2 separate regions of the Homo sapiens genome follow, and region 2 is linked to region 1. A link is a contact called in ENCODE POLR2A ChIA-PET data. All regions are on one chromosome and are shown on one strand. Each heading gives the region's core, a stretch centred on a gene start or an enhancer-like site at or near the end of the contact. The rest is flanking DNA. Distances are from core to core; before and after follow the strand shown.

The links. ChIA-PET counts read pairs that join two places held with the same protein, here RNA polymerase II (POLR2A).
Region 2: POLR2A ChIA-PET joins it to region 1 with 28 read pairs in PC-9. The contact joins two enhancer-like sites. POLR2A ChIA-PET finds 5 or more read pairs at or near these places in 5 of 52 experiments (AG04450, BJ, GM12878 and 2 more).

Annotation. Positions count from the first base shown.
Region 1 is chr1:203,671,546-203,676,942 of GRCh38, reverse strand. The region is part of intron 1 of ATP2B4 (ATPase plasma membrane Ca2+ transporting 4); the gene reads right to left. Among named protein-coding and RNA genes, the nearest start is that of ATP2B4, 47 kb to the right of the region's middle. Within about 2 kb of position 2,627, at least 30 of the 41 ENCODE cell types and tissues checked have a DNase peak (open chromatin) inside an H3K27ac peak, as active enhancers do.
Region 2 is chr1:203,535,543-203,540,939 of GRCh38, reverse strand. No RefSeq gene overlaps it. Among named protein-coding and RNA genes, the nearest start is that of OPTC, 44 kb to the right of the region's middle. Within about 2 kb of position 2,624, at least 10 of the 41 ENCODE cell types and tissues checked have a DNase peak (open chromatin) inside an H3K27ac peak, as active enhancers do.

The DNA of each region.
Region 1 (5,397 bases), core at 1,378-3,877:
AGGCACTGAAATAGGTCAGGGAAATATCTACCTCTTGTAAACTTTCTGGGAAGGCATAGGGATAGACTCAAAGCTTTTTGGGAGCAGACACCCTCCCTTCCCCCTTGTCCTCCCCTCCCCTCACCCCACCCCCACCCCAAGCCAGAAAGCACTGGGCTCTAGATTGCTGTGAGTCCAAGCATATCCAATTCCTGCCTGGAGAGCCCAGTGGTGGGGATGAGGGCTTCCTCCACTCAGTCGTCTCATGCTCTTGGCCTTGCTCCCCCTGGTGATCTGGGAGAAGCACAGAGGGAGAACCTGCTCTGCATTCTCTCTCTTGTTTCCAGCAGGGCTGTTTCCTGTGCACCACCTTGGGGGGTTTAAGCTCTACTCCTTCTCTCTGGCACTCTTACGCTTCCAAAGGACAGTGCCCTATCAAGAAAGCTGGCAAGAACCTGACCATGGTAGGCTGCCTAGCCTAAAACATCCCTGGCTAGCCCTTCTCTCCGGAGGTGTGAATCTCAGGCAGAGGCTGTTCTGCCCGCCTCCTTATCACAGGCTCCTTATTTCCATGACCCAGATTCTAGTTCACCCTGGCCACTTCCAATCCCTCAGGTCTGGCAGCCATCCTCATCACAATCCCGGGTTCTTCCTCCCCTCCCCATGTCTGCCCTGCCCTAATTGCTCCTTAAATGCCAACTGGTTTGCAGAAGCAGACTAGAGCACATGCCCTCCTTCAGCCTACTGAGGCCCTTTGGAGGCATGGGAACAAGGTCAGAGGCAGCAGGTGTTGGCTAAAGTTCAGGTGGCGGGTGGGACCACTTGTCATCATCATCCGACAGCCACACCCAAGCCAGGAAGCCAGGTGAGGGCGGGCACACCAAGCCAGGCCTCTGGCCTCACCATGGGATAGTATACCATGGCCTGGTCAGGGAATCTGATGCTAATTTTCAGCTAGCCCCTAGAACTTAGCCTCCTGGGGGTGGGGTACTCCCTTCCTGAAGTTCTGGGTTCTGGTTCATGTCTCCTTTGCTCTTCCCTCTCCCCCCTATAGTCCTTCCAGGTTGCTAGTCTCTGCTTCCAGTCATCTCAGGACAGCCCCCTTTCCCAGAGACCCAAGGAAAGCCCACATCCTTTTAGTTTTTGAGAAAACAGACTTGAGAGGATGTCACTCGCAGGCTCAGTTCTCTCTTTCTGAAGATAGAACGCCACTTCCTGGTTAGGAGGTGGTATCCACGGGCCTCCCTCACTTACTTCCCCCTCTCCAAGTCTGCTACTCTGACAGCACCTTCTTCAATTCCACCAAAAAAGGTAGTACTAGAGTCAAAGCATCTAATCGGAGAAAACGTGTCACTCGTAGCCCCTGGGTCTCAGGAATCCAGAATTCATCCCTCCTCCCCAGAATCACTTGGTGCTTTTTGGTCAAACTACATCTATGCATGCTGTGGACCCAGTCATCTAGTCCTGGCTACATCTTCCAAAGAAATCCTCATCCAGGGCCTGGAGGGGGCATGTGCAAGGATGTTCACTGGAACATTATCTGTGGTGATCTGAGATCCAAAAAATAAAAATAAAATACCTCTCAGTCTTGGAGTGGCTGTGTTGTCTAGGATATGCTGTGCAGTGATAATGGTGGCAAAACTTACCAGTTCTGGTCAGATGCCTTCAGAAGGCAGGGAGAAGGTAGGACCCATAGATGACAAAAGCTTTCTCCAAACAGCGATACCAAGAATTGACCCAAGGTTGACAGCCTGATCCTGATCACCTGGTCTGCTAAGATCCAACCCATGTCACAGGTTTTAAGAACCACCAAGATGAAGACAGAAAGCTCCAGGGCATGGGTAGGGAAACAGTGTGGTGGGAGGAAGCAGGAATGTGCCTGGGAGGGCACGGCTGTCCCCCTGACCCCTGGCCACTGGCTCCATCTTGAAATGGCATCAGTATTATTAAGATGAGGCCAGGCGCAGTGGCTCATGCCTGTAATCCCAGCACTTTGGGAGGCCAAGGTGGGCAGATCACCTGAGGTCAGGAGTTTGAGACCAGCCTGGCCAACATGGCGAAACCCCGTCTCTACTAAAAATATAAAAATTCCATCCTGGCTAACATGGTGAAACCCCGTCTCTACTAAAAATACAAAAAATTAGCCAGGTGTGGTGGCACGTGCCTGTAGTCCCAGCTACTCAGGAGGCTGAGGCAGAAGAGTTGCTTGAACCCGGGAGATGGAGGTTGCAGTGAGCCAAGACTGTGCCATTGCACTCCAGCCTGGGAGACACAGTGAGACCCCATCTCAGAAAAAAAAAAAAAAAAAAAAAAAAAAAAAAAAAAAGCCAGGTGTGGTGTTGCACGCCTGTGATCCCAGCTGCACAGAAGGCTGAGACAGGAGAATCACTTGAACCTTGGAGGCAGAGGTTGCAGTGAGCTGAGATCGTGCCACTGCATTCCAGCCTGGGTAACAGAGTAAAACTCCATCTCAAAAAAAATTATCAAGATGAGAAAGGGCAGTCCCTTAGGCCCAGAGCCTTGGGAAAGCCAACCTCTTTCAAATTGTGTGAGTCACACTGGCCTGGGTCACCTCTGTGTCCTCCAGTGACTCAGAGGATGTATGGGGTGGAGGTAGGGGTGTTCACAGCAAGCTAGAGCTCAAAAAAATGTAGAGGATGAAACAGCAGCGCTCACCATTTCCTTCAGTTGTTTAAGGAGGACAAGAGCCACCTTCAGGTGGAAGTGACAATGCCATCTGGAAGGTCTGTTTAACAAAAGGGGTACTGGCAGCCTCTCCTGACCCCGTTCACTCAGGATAAGGGTTAGCAACGATAACTGCTACTCACTCCTCAGAGCTGCGGCAGGAAGCTTCTAGGCCACAGACAGGACGCAGCCCTCCGGCAGCAGCATTCAAGTATTTCGTATATGCACTCTCTTGGACTACACAGACTGTCTTTCTTGGGGCTGCTGTGGCTTTCCATATTTTGGTTTCAAGGGAACAAAGGGGCTTTTTAGCAGCTGGATCGGATCCTAGGTTATTTTTAGAAACGAATTTCAGCAGAATCATGTCATGCTTATGGAGAGGGGTCATCTCCCTGGGCTACCGGGTCGGGACCTGGTTGTTCCCAGGCCTCAGGATCTGGTGGAGTCCTCAGGACAAGGGGGAAGAAGTTGCCTGGCCACAGACTGAGGAGGCCACATCTCATCCACCAAAAGGGAGCACCAGGGGCAGCTGCTCTGTCCCCAGACGCTCAGCAGGAGAGGACTTAAAACAACATTCCTGTGTGGCCCAGATACTAGTCAGCATGTCCCATACTGGTCATCAGGCCTGGCTGCTCCCATTCCCTTTCTCCACTCTGACAGTCTCACCTGTACAGAGTACAGAGAACCTCCCATCCCCGCTTTACCTATTCCAGCCTTCTCTGGGCTTATTTCCTGGAAGTCACAGGCAAATCAGCGAGGGCTCCATGCTGAAAAGACAGTGCTTATTAAAAAAGGTGGCCAGGAATGATCGCTAATAACCTGCCACCCCTCTGCGCCTGTTTTATTCTTCCTTGTTCACATATTGCACAGACAGGATCCATTCAGTCAGCCTAGGCCTTTGGAAAGCGAACTGATCATGCTTCCTTGCACTTGAGTAATGTTTTAGAGCTGTGGTTCTCAAACCCAGAGTGAGCACTAGGATCCTCTGGAGAACTGGGGCAAACCTATTGGGCCCCTCCCTGCCAACTCCTGAGTTTCTGGTGCACAAGAACGGAGGTGGGGCCTGGGAAGGTGCACTCCTAACAAGTTCCTTAACAGGGTGAGCTGATGCATCTGGTCTGGGGACCACACTTTGAAAATGTTGCGAGGTTCCAAAGCATTCCCATGAACCCCTTCAGCTCCAGGCTGACATGGGAAGGCACAGGAAGATCTTGCCATGTGTCTCCTTCACTCTTCCCTCTCCCTCTGCTAGTCCTTCCAGGTTGCTGATCTCTGCTTCCATTTATCTCTGGGCAGCCCCCTTTCCCAGACAGAGCCCTGAAAAAGCCCACATTTTTTTAGTCTTTGAGAAAACAGACTTGAGAGGATGTCACTCAACAGGCTACAACAGAAGCCAAGGTCTATTCGAAAAGTTAAAACAAGCCACCTCGTGAGGTTCAGAGGGACACCCAGGCCCCTTTCAGGTTCCAGTGGAGCAAATCCCCTCCCAGCCCTGTCTTCTATCTCCACAGGAGATGAGCGATGCTGGGGCCCATACACAGATGAGGGGAAAACAAAAACAAAAGACATTCGCTGCTCACTTTGGCTCCCAAAACATTACTGCCCCTGGTTGCCTCTGGAACCCAGGCTGCCGTTCCCCTGCCATCCCCCACGGTTCCAGAAGAAGCACCAGGCTCACCGCCTCCATAACACCTCTCAGGGAGCGCCTGCCCACTGCTCCGAGGCCAGGGCGGCCAGCAGCAGCTGCTGGTTTCCAGGCCAGTTGACAAGCTGTTATAAACAGTCGCTTTAGGTTGCTATGGCAAAGCGAGTGTGCAGCCCAGCGACGGTAAAGCTATTTATGTGCCTGTAATGACAGAGTGGTCTGTTTTTTATTATTTTACTTTTAAAGTTTTCTTTTCCCAACCCCCTAAATCAGCTTTAAAAAAAAAAAAAAAAAAAAAAAAAAAAAAAAGAGCCACCGCAACTTACTCAGGAACAAAAACAGGATAGCCAGAAAATAGAGCCTATGACTTGAGCCAGGAAGGGGAAGATGGAAGCAAGGAGTGTGGGTGAGCTCCTTTCCAAAAGGGAAGGTGCGGCCTCTGGCCATGCAGGCCTCTAATCACTTAGGAACCAAAGCCCTGCCTCTGGCTCAGCTCCTCAAGGAGAAACGCCAAACCCCAGGGTCTTCTCACCTCCCTGCACTTATATTACGGATAAGAGACAAAGCCACTTTGTCTTCTTGCTCTAACAGCAGCACTCCTCCCTCCCCCCAGCCCCCACCAGCTGCCACTATCAAGGGAGGAAGACATGGAGGATTCACCAGGTGTCGTGGGAGGAGAGCTTCGAAGCCCCCATCCCCTCTGTGGGTAGCAGTGCCACCCAGGCAAGGAGCCTGCTCACTCTAGCTGGAGGGTTGCAGAGAACAACCTCTAGAGGTACCTCTGAGGAGACACGTGTTTCCTCCACTTCTACAGAGAACTTTCATCCAATCCTTTCTCCTTAGCTTTGGGGTGAAGGGCTACTTCTGCATAGCAAGACCCAAGATTTTAGTCAAGGTGGTGAGGACCCTTAGTCAGCATCACAGAGTCAGCATGCAAGGTTCAGATGCTGATGGATGAGTAACAGTGCAGCTGATTCCTCCCTAGACACATATGTCTCGGGCACCAGAGACGTGGGAAAGGTTTTTGGCCGAGGGGTTAGGGAGTGATCAGAGGTCAGTCTGCATCTATTCGATGGAAGTACTATGGC
Region 2 (5,397 bases), core at 1,375-3,874, 140 kb after region 1:
ATTAACGGATGTTCGCTGCCTCTTCCATAAAACATATGCAGTGATGTTTATGGTCACAAAATGTTCAAGGCTGGCCACTCTCTGGGATGCCTGTGCACTTCTGCTTCATCACTAGAACTGTACTTACCAAGTTGCTTTTAGTAATGGACCTTGTAATTTTTTATTATTGTAATTATGTATTTTAGTCACATATTACATAAATCAGAGTTTCCCAATTTTTTTTTTTTTTGAGACAGAGTCTTGCTCTCTTCCCCAGGCTGGAGTGCAATGGCATGATCTTGGCTCACTGCAGCCTCCACCTCCTGGGTTCAAGCGATTCTCCTGCCTCAGCCTCCCAAGTAGCTGGGCGTGCACCATCATGCCAGGCTAAGTTTTCTATTTTAGTAGAGATGAGGTTTCACTATGTTGGCCAGGCTGATCTGGAACTCCTGACCTCAGCTGATCCGCCCACTTCAGCCTCCCAAAGTGCTAGGATAATAGGCATAAGCCACCGCACCTGGCCCCAAGAGTTTCCCAATCTTGGCACTGACATAAATGAATGAAATGAGTGCAAAGATAAAGAGAGTTTTTCTATGATAGCATAGTCTCATGTGGCAGAGACTGGCTATGTCCTCACAAACCTGTCTCCTCTAATTGCTGGGCACAGAGTTGGACTACATTTCCCAGAACCCTTTGCATTGGATGGGACTATGTCTCTACTTTTCTTACCAAGGGACTGTGAGCAGAAGTGGTATGCTTCCACTTCTTATCTTCCAGGCTGAGGTAGTTAGTTAAGAGCGAGTGTGCCTTCATCGTCCTTCGCCTCTTTCTTTCCCCTTCTTCTCACTTGATGCATTCAAAAGCAGTAACCTTGGAAGCCACATATGGAAGATTGCAGAGCCAAAAATGAAGGGCCTACACATCCCTGAATCATGCTTGGAGGAGAGCCACTCATCAATTAGGAGCACCTGCTTTGGCCTCTATGTGAATAAGAAACTTCCATTGTTCTTGAATTGCTATACATTTCTGGGTTTGATTGTTAGAGTAAATAGTGTTTTCTTAAAAAAAAAAACACAACAGGGTTGAAAGTTTTGGAAATACTTGTAAAAGTGAGTCCCTCAAAATTCACAATTAAATTAGGTGTGGAGGCCAGGCGCAATGGCTCATGCCTGTAAACTCAGTACTTTGGGAGGCTGAGGCGGGCGGATCACCTGAGGTCAGGAGTTTTAGACCAGCCTGGCCAACATGGTGAAACCCTGTCTCTACTAAAAATACAAAAGAAAATTAACGGGGTGTGGTGGTGGCTGCCTGTAATCCCAGCTATTCGGGAGGCTGAGATAGAAGAACCTCTTGAACCCAGGAGTTGGAGGTTGCAGTGAGCTGAGACCGCGCTGCCGCATTCCAGCCTGGGTGACAGAGCGAGACTCCATCTCAAAAAAAAAAAAAAAAAAAAAAAAAGAAACAAACAAACAAAAAATTAGTTGTGGGAGAGACAATGGTAAAATATTGGGATATTGGGAACGAAGTCATAAGCATCTAAAAGAATTTTACTTTTCTATTTATTTTTAAGAGTCTTTAAGCTCTGGTTTCATTTTGAGGAAATCATTGACTATGCATTGCTGGCATGGCTTGTGGAAGGAAACCATCTTGGATTCTAATCAGCAAACCCAAAAGGCCCAGCCTTACATCAAAGGATTGACCTGTATTCATGTGCATTTAGCTATTTTAAGTTGAAACTCAAGGTTTAAAGTAAATATATATCATTTTTTATGATGTCTGGCTTTAACTAATTTTTTAAAATAAACTACTTACCACTAGTGTCGATCCCATTGAGTGAGAGAACTTCTAGAGCTCTGCCAATTTACAAAGGAGGAATCTGGGGTTCCAGAAGGTATGGTGACTTTCCCAAATCACATGGATAGCAGGTGGCCCAGCCAGCATTTACTCTAGGCTCCCACTTCCCCAATGTTACTCGTGGTGTCTTTTTTTCCTCTTGGGAACTCTGGGAATACTGAGCCAAAGGCCATGATCTCTGTATCTGATGGAGAAGCCAGTTCTGGCTTCCAGAGGCTTGTTACAAACAATGGGTAGCAAATGCTCCCAAGGAAGTTGCTCATTTGGCAAATGCTTTAGTTTTTAGGGGTACTTAACTGCATGAAAAATAGAGCCAAGGAGCACAGACCCTGGCTCTGTGTCAGTCCTGCTCAGAGATCCCAATGCAGGCTCCACCTCAATGCAACTGGTGTCTCCATCCCTGCGATGCTATAGCCACCAGTCTTCGGGAAATGCTCCCGATCTCAGGCTCCCTCTCACTGTCCCAGAACTTTCTTTATGGTTCACAAACACATTAAGCACATTATCTTGTTTAAGTCTCTCAACCACCCTGTAAGTTAGGCAGGGCAGATTTAACCTCATCTTATAGAACGTTGAAGCTGAGAGAGGTTTCATTATTTTCTGAAGTCCCATGGTTGCTATGTGGTAGGGTTAGAAAGGAAATATCAACACAGGTTTTTTATTTCCCAGTTCTGCCACACCAAGTGAACTTCAGCCACCACATCAAATCCTGTCACCCTACAACCCTGTGCGCCTTCAGCAGAGGCAGCTTGGAGCCCTAGTGAGAGAAGGCCTTTGGCAGCGGCCAGTCCTGTTTTGAGCCAGGGCTCTGACTCTTATCAGCCTGAGCTGTGGTTTCTTCATCTTTTACGTGGACGTGGGTAAACATATCAACTCATTCATGAATGGTGAAGACTGTGTACATATTTGGTGAAAGTCATGATTGCAGTGCCTGGCTCACAGTAAATGTTCCATCACTGCTTACCCCCCCCACCCATCTGCTCTCTACAGTTTGTGTTGTATCTGTACCCACCTAAGTGCTGATGTCTGTGCCTGCACCTGTACATTGCATTCTGCCCCTACAACTGACTAGATGCTGGGCTTCTTCTGCCTGGATGGAAGCTTCCCAAGAGCAGGGACCATGACTCCTTCATGAAAAATGCTGTGAGATGGCTTCTTTCCTTGACCAGGAGCCAGGAGATCTGGATTCCAATCTTGTGTTACTTTCTTCCTCTGAGCCTCAATTTCCCGTTTGTAAAGTGAGGGAGTTTGACTAGATGCTCTCTAAAGTCCTTTTGAATGATGATGATCCATGGTTTCTAGATCTCTCACATCAGACTGGAAGCTCCCTGAAGCCAGAGGAACAGTGGCTGCCTCACCCCCTGGATATTTCCACCCCAGAAAGGGCTCTGCGTATTCACAAGCCTTTAAGTGCACAGCACTGTGTGCCAAGCATGGTGCTACCATCTTGGGAGAGACACAAGGAACAGAAAACAGTTCTTCCCCCCAGGAGTCCTGCCTGCCACACTTATTGAGGAGACAATACAAACACAAATTAAAAAGCTGAAGATCCTAGCTCAAGCCCTGGGCATCTCTCCACTGGAGAAATACAAACAACCTCCTAACAGACCTTCTTGCTTCTCATATCCCTCCTTGCCAGTTCATTATCTCAACTATACAAAAGTCTAAGACTGATCAGCTCACCTGCCTCAAAGCCTTTCATGGCCCCCTGTGTCTTTCCAGTGACAATCTGAACTCATTAGCATGATACCAAACCCTCTGCTATCAGGTCTCTGCCTTCCCGGCAGGGTTCCAATCATGATCACTTTTCAATGGCAACCTGGACTCTGGACATTTGGCACCACCTCCCCTCATCCCATTCCTCACCTCTACCCCAGTAAGCCCGGCCAAACTTTGCAACCACCATGACTCACTTGATTAGCTTAGGTACAATCTGATGACATCTCTTTTACTTCTCTCATTTCAACATTTGAGCCTGAGGTGCCCTTATCAGCAAGAATTTCAGGATCTTTCTGGTAAGGCCTCTCATCTCCCTCTACTCTCTGGTACACAATTGCCCAACAACTTGGGGGTTTGCGTAATCCAAAGAGATTAGTGTGTGAAGGAAGGGAAAATATAGGAAAGAACAGAGCCCTGCCGAATAAAGTGGGGCAGGTTTCCTGGAGAAAGAGACTTTCATCAGGATTTAGACACATATGAGAACTTGGGCAGGTAGTTTGTGTTGGCAACGGGGATGGGCAGACCCCTGAATATAGGAGCAATACCCAAGAGGTGAAAAGAAGCAGCATCCCTGGGTCAGACTACAGTGACCTCAAGTTGATAAATTCCAGTCTGGTAAGACTCTCAGGAAATGGGTGAACTCATTCAGTGCTGATAATGTTTCAGATTGGTATAGTCCTAGAGAGCCATAAACATAGTCTTGCTTTTGACAAGTAATCTTGCTCATGAAAATTTATGCTAAGGAAATAATTCAATTGAACACCAAAAACTCTGAACAACAATATTCATAGAGGCATTCTTTAAACTAGGGAAAATTTGGAAGCAGTCTGAAATTCAACAGTAGGAGTTGATTAAATGTAATATGAAGTGGCCATATAATGAAGTGTTGGGAAGACATTAAAAATTATACTTAAAGCCAGGTGCAGTGGCTCACACCTGTAATCCCAGCACTTTGGGAGGCCGAGGTGGGCGGATCACTCGAGGCTAGGGGTTCGAGTCCAGCCTGGTCAACATGGTGAAACCCCATCTCTATTAAAAATACAAAATTAGCCAGGCGTGGTGGTATGTGCCTGTAATCCCAGCTACTTGGGATGCTGAGGCAGATGAATCACTTGAACCCAGGAGGCGGAGGCTTCAGTGAGCTGAGATTGTGCCACTGCACTCTAGCTTGGACAGCAGAACAAGACTCTGTCTCAAAAAAAAAATTAAAAATGATACTTAAGATTTGTATTATTCAAAAACAATTCAGCAAATATTGATGGAGATGTTCATGGGGTTAGTTTCTTCCAAGGCCACTGTCCTTGGCTTGCAGATGACTGTCTCTTTCCTGTGTCTTCATGTGATCTTCCCTCTGTGTCCGTTTCCTGGTCTCCTTTTCTTCTAAGGACACCAGTAATATTGGATTGGGCCTGCCGTAATGACTTCATTTTAACTTAATCCCCTCTTTAAAGGCCCTGTCTCCAAATAGAGTCACATTCTGAGGTACTGTCAGTTGGGACTTCAACATATGAATTTGAAGGAACATAGCTCAGTCTCTAACAAGATTTTCTGTCTGGGACTGTGCTGTGGGTTTGTGGGACTAAGACATAAAGGACCCAACCACTGGTGGCCAACATCTGCAGACAAGGAAAAGGCTGTCTTTGATGGAAGGATGGAACTCTGACAGGGAAAGGCAGTGGTCTGCAGCAGTGTTTGCAGGGGACAATTAGGGAAAAGGTGGGAAGCAGGACACAGATCCCATTTGGTGGATATGGAGTGGTACTTGGATGGTGTACACACAGTACTCAAGGGCTATAATCAGGAAGTGCCTTATTTTGTCTCTCACTTTCCTTTAAAGTTTATTTA